Regions from separate parts of the Homo sapiens genome. Here region 1 is linked to region 2. A link is an interaction called in ENCODE POLR2A ChIA-PET data of the cell type or tissue named here. Cell type or tissue: OCI-LY7. All regions are shown on one strand.

The links. ChIA-PET counts read pairs that join two places held together with the same protein. Peaks named below come from ENCODE experiments on the same cell type or tissue, not always from the same donor. Only the 100,000 strongest peaks of a DNase experiment are listed, where the experiment ranks them.
Region 1: POLR2A ChIA-PET joins it to region 2 with 14 read pairs; 1 of 35 experiments calls an interaction of 5 or more read pairs at or near these places.

Annotation. Positions count from the first base shown.
Region 1 is chr5:78,662,757-78,667,756 of GRCh38, reverse strand. The region is part of intron 4 of LOC124900191 (a long non-coding RNA gene); the gene reads left to right. Among named protein-coding and RNA genes, the nearest start is that of LHFPL2, 16 kb to the right of the region's middle. In OCI-LY7, no CTCF peak of the experiment used is centred here; a DNase peak (open chromatin) is centred at 2,049.
Region 2 is chr5:79,979,337-79,984,336 of GRCh38, reverse strand. It overlaps MTX3 (metaxin 3), which reads left to right. Exons shown (of 9, transcript NM_001363818.2): 9 at 543-5,000. The coding sequence ends at 653. Among named protein-coding and RNA genes, the nearest start is that of MTX3, 9.4 kb to the left of the region's middle. In OCI-LY7, no CTCF peak of the experiment used is centred here; DNase peaks (open chromatin) are centred at 1,986, 2,366 and 3,106; H3K4me3 peaks cover 2,896 bases; H3K27ac peaks cover 4,696 bases.

The sequences.
Region 1 (5,000 bases), 1.3 Mb after region 2:
ATTCAAACCCCCGCCTCGTATGGGAAGCCTTCTCTGAGCATGCCAGTGAAGAACAGTCCTTCCTGGTTGCCATTATGAATGCACTCAGTGGCACCTAACTTACAGCCTAGAAGGCCGTGAGTCAGCTCAGAAGCTGTTTGATGATAAAGCCAAGTGATTTTTTTTTTTTTGAGGCAGACTCTCACTCTGTCACCCAGGCTGGAGTGCAGTGGTGCCATCTCAGCTCACTGTATCCTCCGCCTCCCAGGTTCAAGCAATTCTCCTGCCTCAGGCTCCCGAGTAACTAGGACTACAGGCATGTGCCACCATGCCTGGCTAATTTTTTTATTTTTAGCAGAGTTGGGGTTTCTCCATGTTGGCCAGGCTGGCCTCGAACTCCTGACCTCAGGTGATCCTTCCCCCTCAGCCTCCCAAAGTGCTGGAATTACAGGTGTGAGCCACTGTGCCCAGCCGAAGCCAAGTCTTATAACCTGCCATTCTTGGGCCACTAGTACAGCATCTTGTCCATAGAAATCTTCACAAATATTGGCCAGATGCAGTGGCTCATGCCTGTAATCCCAGCACTTTGGGAGCCTGAGGAAGGAGGATTGCTTGAGTCCAGGAGTTTGAGACCAGCCTGGGCAACACAGCAAGACCCCATCTCTACAGAAAAGTTTAAAATTACCCAGGCATTGTTATTTATGTCTATAGTCCCAGCTCCTTGGGAGGCTGAGGCTAGAGAATTACTTGAGCCTGGGAGGTCAAGGCTGCAGTGAGCCTTGATTGTACCACTGCACTCTAGCCTGGGCAATGACGCGAGTCCTCATCTCAAAAAAAAAAAAAAAAAAAAAAGAAGAAGCAAAATAAAAAGAAATCTTCATAATGATTTACCAGTTATTGGCTCAAGGCGGCAGGGGCACATGTAACCAAAAATGGATGTGGAGTATGTGATGGAGAAAAACCAATGCTAGGGTTTGCAAGGCAGGACGCAAGGGCAGCAGCGAATTCTCTAACACCTTAGCATCCACAAGCAAAGGCAAGCAGCATGAGAGCGAGAGAGAACTGCAAAGGAGCCCACTGAGTCCAGGTGAGCTGAGAGCCGAGTCCTTAGAAGTGGGGAGAGGTGGAGTCATAGTCTGTGACAATGCAGAGGGGCCATGATTTGCATTTTCAGGGAGTTGAGGACATAGCTTTTGTCTGAGAGAGGCTGCCTTCCAGCCTAGGCAGATAACTTGGGTCCAAGAGTATTAAAGGAGAGCTCCCAGACTTGGACAGAGTGCCAGAAGTGAGGTGAAATACAGGAAAGAAGCTGCCCCAAGATGGAGATGAGTGAGGCATGAAGAGATTGGAGGAGAAGGAGGCAGGCCTGCCTCACAGAGACAGATGTGTTTCTTGAGTCATGTTTTAATGGTTCCTGAGTTATTTGAGTACCAGACTTACACATCAACTCACTCTCTTCATTCCGTCTCCTAATTCCCAAGGCACTCAGGCACTTTACAACAGCTGAGCTTGCTGAACAACTTACCATGCTGCAGGGAAAGGGCAGGAGTGGGGCCGACTGCCAGGGACCCCGGGCCAGCCAGGCAGGAGTCTCCCAGGAAGACTCTGCAAAGGAGCCTCCTGTTGGGAACTGCCTGGGGTGCCTGTTTCATACAAAGCCTTCCATTTCTGTGATTTCACAAGTGATAAATATTTGTTTAAACAGAGGAACCAGATCTTTCTGGTAAAACATTCATGGAAACATTCCCACCCTACCACAGCAGGAAAAGTCCTCCAGCCAGAACATGTGATTAGAAACAAATTAAGAAAACTCAATCTGCTGGCTCAGGTGGTCCCTCTCGCCTTGATGGGCCTTGGGGTAGTGGGGATCCCTGGGGCTTCTCCACTCAGCAGAACCTGGACCCTAGCAGGGAAACATCCAAATGCCAGCACCTGTGCCTCCCTTCCTGCCCGGAAAATCCTCCATCCCCAAACCTCTCTCTTTAATTCGCCAAACACCTGCTCTGTGATGTTGAGTGTGGTGGGCTTGTTAAGAAGCCTAAGACATAACTATTTCCTGTGTGCCCACTGTGAGCATGCTTTGTAGCTGCTTTGCACAGAGCTCATTCAAATGCCAATCCTTACAGTAACCCTGTGAGACAGGTCTTACAATACGAATTTGGGGAGAAAATGGAAGTACTGAGAATTGTTAAACAAGGTACCCAGTGACATTCAGGGGCAAGTGGAAAGAGGAGCTTCCAACCCAGGGCTGTCTGATTCTCATTAATAATAACAGCCAGCATTTGTTACATGCCAAGCACTATTAATAAGCACTCTACATGCATCTATTCAGCCCAACAAGGTAGGAACAATCATCACTTTCCTCCTTTCACTGATGAGGAAACTGAGGCACAAAGAGATTAGGTGCCTTGTCTGCGGTCCAAGTAGTCCATAGTATGGATGGATTTGAACCCATAGAAGTGGTCTAGATGTTTCTCCACAGTGAGTCCGGTTCATCCCTACTCTACTTGGCCAGCCTGGCCTTCCTTCCCAGGCTGGCCACCAAAGACACCATTAAACAACAATGCAGGACACATGGTGTGATAGAAGATTGAGGTTTTAAAATTTTATTATTTTTTTGAGACAGAGTCTCGCTCTGTCACCCAGGCTGGAGTGCAGTGGTACGATCTCAGCTCACTGCAACTTCTGCCACCCAGGGTCAAGCGATTCTCCTGCCTCAGCCTCACAAGTAGCTGCGATTACAGGTGTGCACCACCATGCCCAGCTAATTTTTGTATTTTTAGTAGAGACAGGGTTTTACCATGTTGACCAGTCTGGTCTCAAACTCCTGACCTCAAGTGATCCACCCATCTCGGCCTCCCAAAGTGCTGGGATTACGGGCATGAGCCACTGTGCCTGGCCCCATTGTGGTGTTTTTTAAGTGATTTTTGAAATCTGGGGGTCCTAACAGACATGTATGAGAACTGTGGGGATTTTCTAGTGGAATCTGCACTCTGGGTTGTACTAGCAGGTACAGAAACGGGCCTTGATGGGGGCGGGGGAGGGATTTAAAATTCAAGCAGACAGAATTTTTATTAACATGAGGAAATTCTTAGATTATGGGATTACATGACAAAAGAAAGCTACAAGGCTATAGTATAATCGCAATGATATAAAAAGACTCATTAAAATTATGGAATAAGCTAAATTACAGGTTTTTTAAAGGACCTTTCAATGTTTTGAGTCAAGCAACAATAAAGAAAAATATTTCTACTGGTGTATGCTTTTCCTAATTTAGTAAAGTTCAAATATTTTTTGAGCACATCTTGTGTTGGTAAGTCAGTGTGACACAGGCACCCCAGCATTACCCTGGCGAAGTCTGCATTCTGGTAGTGTAGGCCAGCTGGGCTATAAAGTCTTCTATCACGAGTCCAGTCCTAGAAAAGCAGCCTTTACCCAGCCTGGCTTGGCAAACTTTTGTAGCAGGCAAAGGTTTATGTCGTGCACTCTCCTACCATTTTCCTTTCACACCCTATCCTATCATCTAGTCAAATTCCTGGCATATAGAAGAGAGCTTAATATAATTGTCCATCAGCATCCATGGGGGATTGGTTCTAGGATTCCCATAATTCCATAAAATTTATGGGTGCTCAAGTCCTTTATATAAAATGGTGTGGTATTTTCATATAACCTGCACACATCCTCCCGTAGACTTTATTTATTTATAAATAAATAATCTCACTCTGCTGCCCAGGCTGGGGTGTAGTCACATGATCATGGTTCATGGCAGCCTTGACCTCCTGGGCTCAAGCGATGCTATTGCCTCAGCCTTCTGGATAGCTAGGACTACAGGTGTATGCCACTACACCTGGCTAATTTTTCAATTTTTTTGTAGAGACAGGGTCTTAGTATGTTAACCAGGCTGGTCTTGAACTCCTGGCCTCAAGTGATCCTCCTGCCTCAGCCTCCCAAAGTGCTAAGATTACAGGTATGAGCCACCGCACCCAGCATCCTTCTGTATACTTTACATTGTCTCTAGATTACTCATATACCTCATACAATGTAACTGCTATATAAATAGTTGTATTGTGTAGAGAATAATGATAAGGAAAAAAGTCTGTACGTGTTCAGTACAGATGCAACCATCGATTTTGCGGGGTTGGGGGGAATATTTTGATCCACAGTTGATTGGATACATGAATGCCAAACCCATGGATATATAAAGGGTCAGCTGTATTTATGGCATTCAACCTAAATGATTCCTCAAAGCTGAATAACCCCATTGCTAATCATTAAATAATACCTTAGACATAATATTTGTCCTTTTCCATTTTTTTCTTTAGAGCAATTCAGTGTTCTGTATCTACAAAGAAAAATGTTTCACCACCTCTCAGTCGCACCCTTCCACTTTTGTAGTTTTGCAAGATGAACCAATGGATTTTAATATCATAGAATATGAAAAGTTAATTGATTTGGTTTCAGACTCCACATTATAACTAACCTCTAAAAAACTATCACTTGTTGAATTTTGGTGTATCAAAGATGAACATCCACAATGATCTGGAAAGCCTATTAAAATCTCCTTTTTTTCCAACTACACATCTGTGGGAAGCTGGATTTTCTTCATATACTTCAACCAAAATACATTGCCACAGCTTCAATGCAGAAGCTAATATGAACATCCAACTTTCTCCCAGTAAGTCATATGTAAAAGGGATTTTTCAAAAATATAAAACCATGCCACTTTTCTCACTAATTATTTTTGGTTTTGGAAAATACAGCTTTTAAATTGAGAGAAAAAAATCACATATCATGAAACATAAATAAATCATAATTTATTATTATTAAAAAATGTTTCCAACTTTAATTTTTGATTCGGGGTACATGTGCAGGTTTGTTACCTGAGTATATTGTGCAATGCTGAGGTTTGGAGTATATAGGATCCTGTCACACAGGTGCGGAACATAGTACTCAACAGTTAGTTTTTCAACCCTTGCCCTCTGCCTTTCTCCCCATCTAGTAGTCCCCAGTATCTATCATTG
Region 2 (5,000 bases):
AGTTGAAAGAATAATAGTTTTGGAATCAGAAGACCTGGGTTCAAGTTTCAGCTCTCATACTAGCTTGTGACGTGGGGCAAATCACTTAACCTTACAGAGTCTCGTTTTGCTCATCTGTACAACAGAGAAGGTCTGTGTCTGCCTTTTCTTCATAGCGTATCGGGAAGATCAAATAAGATACTGTACGTGAACATAGTTTGCAAACTGGAGCTTAGTGTAACAGTACCGCTTTTACACTTACTATCAGAAGACCTCTTTAAGTTATGGTTGAGTTCAGTAGAATATTTATTTTGTGGAATTAACTATAATTCTGTGAAGGTATCAGGAATGAGCCACGTTGCTTTTTACAGAAACTGAGTCAGCTGGTATTTGAGGTATGACATTTAGAATTCTTGAGATTATTTGTAAGAAAAAGGTTTCTCTAGCAGCCCAGGAAACATATGGTTCTGTACTCTTCTAGGCTATAGTTTGGATGGGGAGGCCACAGTCCACATAAGCGGTGCCACAGCATTAGTCAGATGTATCTTTTGTACTTTCTACAGATGGATGACAATCTTCGCCAAAGCCCTCAGCTTCCTCCTCGGAAACTGCCAACACTTAAATTGACTCCAGCAGAAGAAGAAAATAATTCCTTCCAACGGCTTTCGCCCTGAGAGTAGTCATGGTTTGTGGCCAAAGTCAAACGATTGTTGCAGTAATCTCTTACACCAAGTGTGTGAAGGCAAAAAGAAGATACCATAATAGGTATTAAGGAAGACTCTAAACCAAAAGGAACTTTCTATGCCATCTATTTTTACTATTATTATTAGGAAGCTTGTATTCTAGCTTGGCACTGCATTTTTAATAACAAAGAGAATGCTAAATGAACTTGGTTGGGGGGGCGGGGAAGAAAAACACATCGTACTGTATACAAAGAACTGCCTTAATCATGGCAGATTTTTGCCTTTGGTTCACATGTTGCTGACCAAAGGCTACAATTCTGTTCTGAATGTGCACTCCTAATTTATTTGATTTAATTTATTCAATTTATTAACTTAGTTTTCTTAGACCAGGCTGAATACCTAATATGTGGCTTTTTGGCTGAGGCTTTTTACTTCTGTTTAGAAATTTGATGCCTATTTTAGGAACCAGAAAAAGATAAATTGCTTCAGTAGAAGAGACCATATTTAACTTTAAAAAGTGAGGAGGAATGTGCTTTTTAATTATGCTCTCATAAGTCTAATCTTTTGGGGGTTTAGTAGCACATAGATAAATATTAAAGGTGGTTACATATAATAACATCTGATAATACTCATTTCAGTATAACATTGGTCTTTGCTGATGTGTTCGATATAGGTTAGGAAGAGTTCTTTTAGTTTACTTGGGCAAATGTGGCAGTTTTAGACCTATGTCTTTGTAGTACATCTTCAGTTGTCTTTCTTGTATTAATTCCAGAAGAAGTGAATGTACTGGTTATCGTTACTATGCTAGGCTGTAAAATTCTTACTGAAATTGCCCACTTGTTAGACACTACTCAGGAGGAGCCCATGGCCAGGGTAGTAGAAATACTGTGCATCTGGTCCAAGTTTTCTATGCTTGGCTCATATTCTTTCATAAGATGCATATTCTTTCATAAGATGCATATCATGTAGTCAAAAGCTTTCTGACAACCAATTATTTTTCATATGTTTCACTTATAGTCGAAGAATACAAAGGAACAATCAGAAATAGCAGCTTTTAATGAATATTTTCTATTTATTGGTTGCTGAACTGTTAAGGGATTTGCTGTGTGGTAATTTTACTTATAATAGAAACTTGCTTATTTTAGTGGTTGAGGTGCTTCTGTTGTCCTAAAACTACTTCTGAGGTTTTTAAAATGTAGAACCATGTTTTTGATTAGTGTCTTAAAAGATTACTGTGGTGCTCAGCAAATCTTATCAAGTCGTGCAGGAACCCATATGTTAAGAAAATGAGCTTTGTAGTCAAAAGACTCATCTAATTTGAGCTGAGTGGAGCTCAGCTGTGTTTGACCCACATCCTCCCAATTTGTTCTGTATTTAGGTAGTTATTTATACAAGAGTCTTTAAGTCATTCTAAATATTTTTTCTTGAAAGTTTTAACTAAGTGAGAAATAAGGTAGTCTTCAAAATCTTGGTCATCTGTTTGGATGAGGGAAAGTACCTCATGAGTTGCACATTACTTCTACAACAGGGTGTGTGTGTGTGTGTTTGTGTGTGTCAGTCATCTTCAAAGGCAGATTATTAGATTCCAGCAATCTGAAATCTATTATTCCAGCAGTCTGAAACCTAAATATGTTATATTGGAAATCATGACTGTGAGACTTTATTGTCCTCTAGGATGGATGTATATTGGAGAAGGGTGGTTAGCACATTCATCAGACATCTGCTTATGCTGTGGTCAAGGCCAGTCATTTTTAATTTATATCAGATTTATATCAGACCCTCCAAAAAGTATTTGAAATATATTACAGTTATAACGTACAAGTACATTACATGTATATTACAAGTATATTACATGTAAAACAGGACAATTTAAAAATTTTAAATTTTAAAGAATTAAAAATTTTAAAAATTTAAATTAAAAAAATTAAAAATTTATAGAACCATATCAACACTGACAGATTCTAAAATTAAGTAGTAAATTTAACTCCAAGTTTCTCCATGGGCAAAGTCAAAAGATAATGCTAGGTTATGTCAATTTTTCTTTTCAACAAAACTGCTAATGTCTATTAGGAAGAAAAATGTGTTTAAAGTTTTACAGGAACGTGGAGCTCATGTTCTTCTGATATGTAGACTTTGATAAAGAAGCATACTGTAATGTTTTATGAACTGAAATTTTAATCAAAAGAGGTCATTTTAGAATAACAAGTATTATTCTTTTTTAGTAGAGGGAATGACTGTCAATATGATTTATTTGTTTTTGTGTCATCCCTACTTTGAACTGCTGTTAGCCTTACATTCTCACTATAGTCCATAATGCTTCCAGATCACCTTTTCTAAGATGCAACATGTGAGTTTAGTGAGAGTTTATATGTTGGGTTACTTAGTTGAGCTATTTATGTATAAGTAAATGAGATGACAGGAAGCTGTAACTGAGCACAAAGTACTTTAGGGAGCAGCCACACATACAGGAAGCTCTTAGAAAAGAACTTTTTTTTTTTTTTGAGACAGAGTTTCACTCTTGTTGCCCAGGCTGGAGTGCAGTAGCGCAGTCTCGGCTCACTGCAACCTCTACCTCCTGGGTTCAAGCAAGTCTCCTGTCTCAGCCTCCCAAGTAGCTGGGATTACAGGCATGTGCCACCATGCCCAGCTAATTTTGTTTTTTTTTTAGTCGAGACGGGGTTTCACCATGTTGCTCAGGCTGGTCTTGAACTCCTGACCTCAAGTGATTCACCTGCCTCGGCCTCCCAAAGTGCTGGGATTACAGGCGTGAGCCACTGCGCCCGGCCAAAAAGAACATTTTGTCAATCTGAACAGAGCACAGAACATTTTTTCAGACTGAACAGACTGTTGGACCAGCCTGTCATGATATGTTTTAGATAAAGTTTGAGTGAGTTCATTGGGATAAATGGTCCACAATCTTAAACAGAATACTGTGAGCCAATGCCTTTTGGAAGTAATGGTGGAGGATAATATGATTAAAGGGAACATGCTTGTGTTTATTTTTGTTGGTAGTATATGATTAGAAAAACTAGATAATTCCCATAAGATGAAGATCTTCCATGAACAAACTACCATCAATCATCCATCAGATTGATTTTTTTTTTTTTTTTAAGTAACACTAAAGAAGCTGTAAAGAACATTGAAGGTGGTCATTCCTTCAAAACTGTGTTTTGACCACACAAGGTGGGCATTAACAAACCAAATTTCAACTTAAGTTTGTTTGTATTATATTGGGGGTGCTGCGAGACTGGAGATTTTATAAAAGCAAGCATTTTTATTTCCATTTATAATTTCTATTCAATATTGCTAGATATATTAACATGAAGGAATGGGGAAGCTTATTTCAATCAAAGCTAAAATTTTCAGAAGTCTGTAAAAATGGAAAAACACCATTGAAAGAGGCAGAAACAGGTAAGGGGGATAGTATCTTAGAAAACCTGTTGGTTAAGGCAGCTGCATGTGATAAAAGTGGTACTTGAACTTGGTAGTGTTTCCTTAGAACCTCCTCCAAAAATATGCATTTACCAGGCTTGTTACAATTTTTTGACAGTTTTTCATCAACTGTCAAAAACTTCAACCCTTTTAAAACCTAGATATAAATGCTTACATGTAAAGAAAGGAAGCTAAGCAGTGGGTACCTGGGATCTCTCTGAACTATTTTTATAACTTCTTGTGAGTCTTAAGTATTTCAAAATAAAAGTGGTTTTAAAGTAAATTCATAGATTAAATGTATCATTATCTATATATAAACCATGATTTAAAACTTTAATTTTCTAAACATAGTATTCAACTTAGTTGAATAAATATATGATAGAAGTTAAATAGAATTTTTATTTCATTCTTAAGAAAAACTCATGTTTGTAACAAATGATATCTAAAGATCTATTTTGCCTTACCAGAAAAGAAAAAAAAAACCCTAAAACCAAAAACTCCTTTTCCCTAGGAAGTCAAAAATGCTGTGATTTAAAATATCTAATTATATTTTTTTCTTTCTATGGTAGTGGGGTTTACTTCTGAGGATAAAATATTTTGAAAAAGCTCTGTCCCTTGACATGGTAGTTCTCCCGTGCCTTGTACTTGTTCTCTCTCCATATGCACAGTGTGACAAGATGCTCACCTTTAATGAAGAAGGTGTAGCTTTTCGTTTTAAGCTGTAATTGTCTTTGTCTTGATTTGGCTATTTTTATAACTGAAATCCTGAGCAACAGAGATAATTTGGGTGGTAATGATCATCTTTTGTATATGTTCTTGATGTTAAGAAATATTTTTTGCTGCCATTCAGCTTTGTGGAATTTATGTTTACTTTTCAATATTTTCATATTTCTTAACCAGATTTTA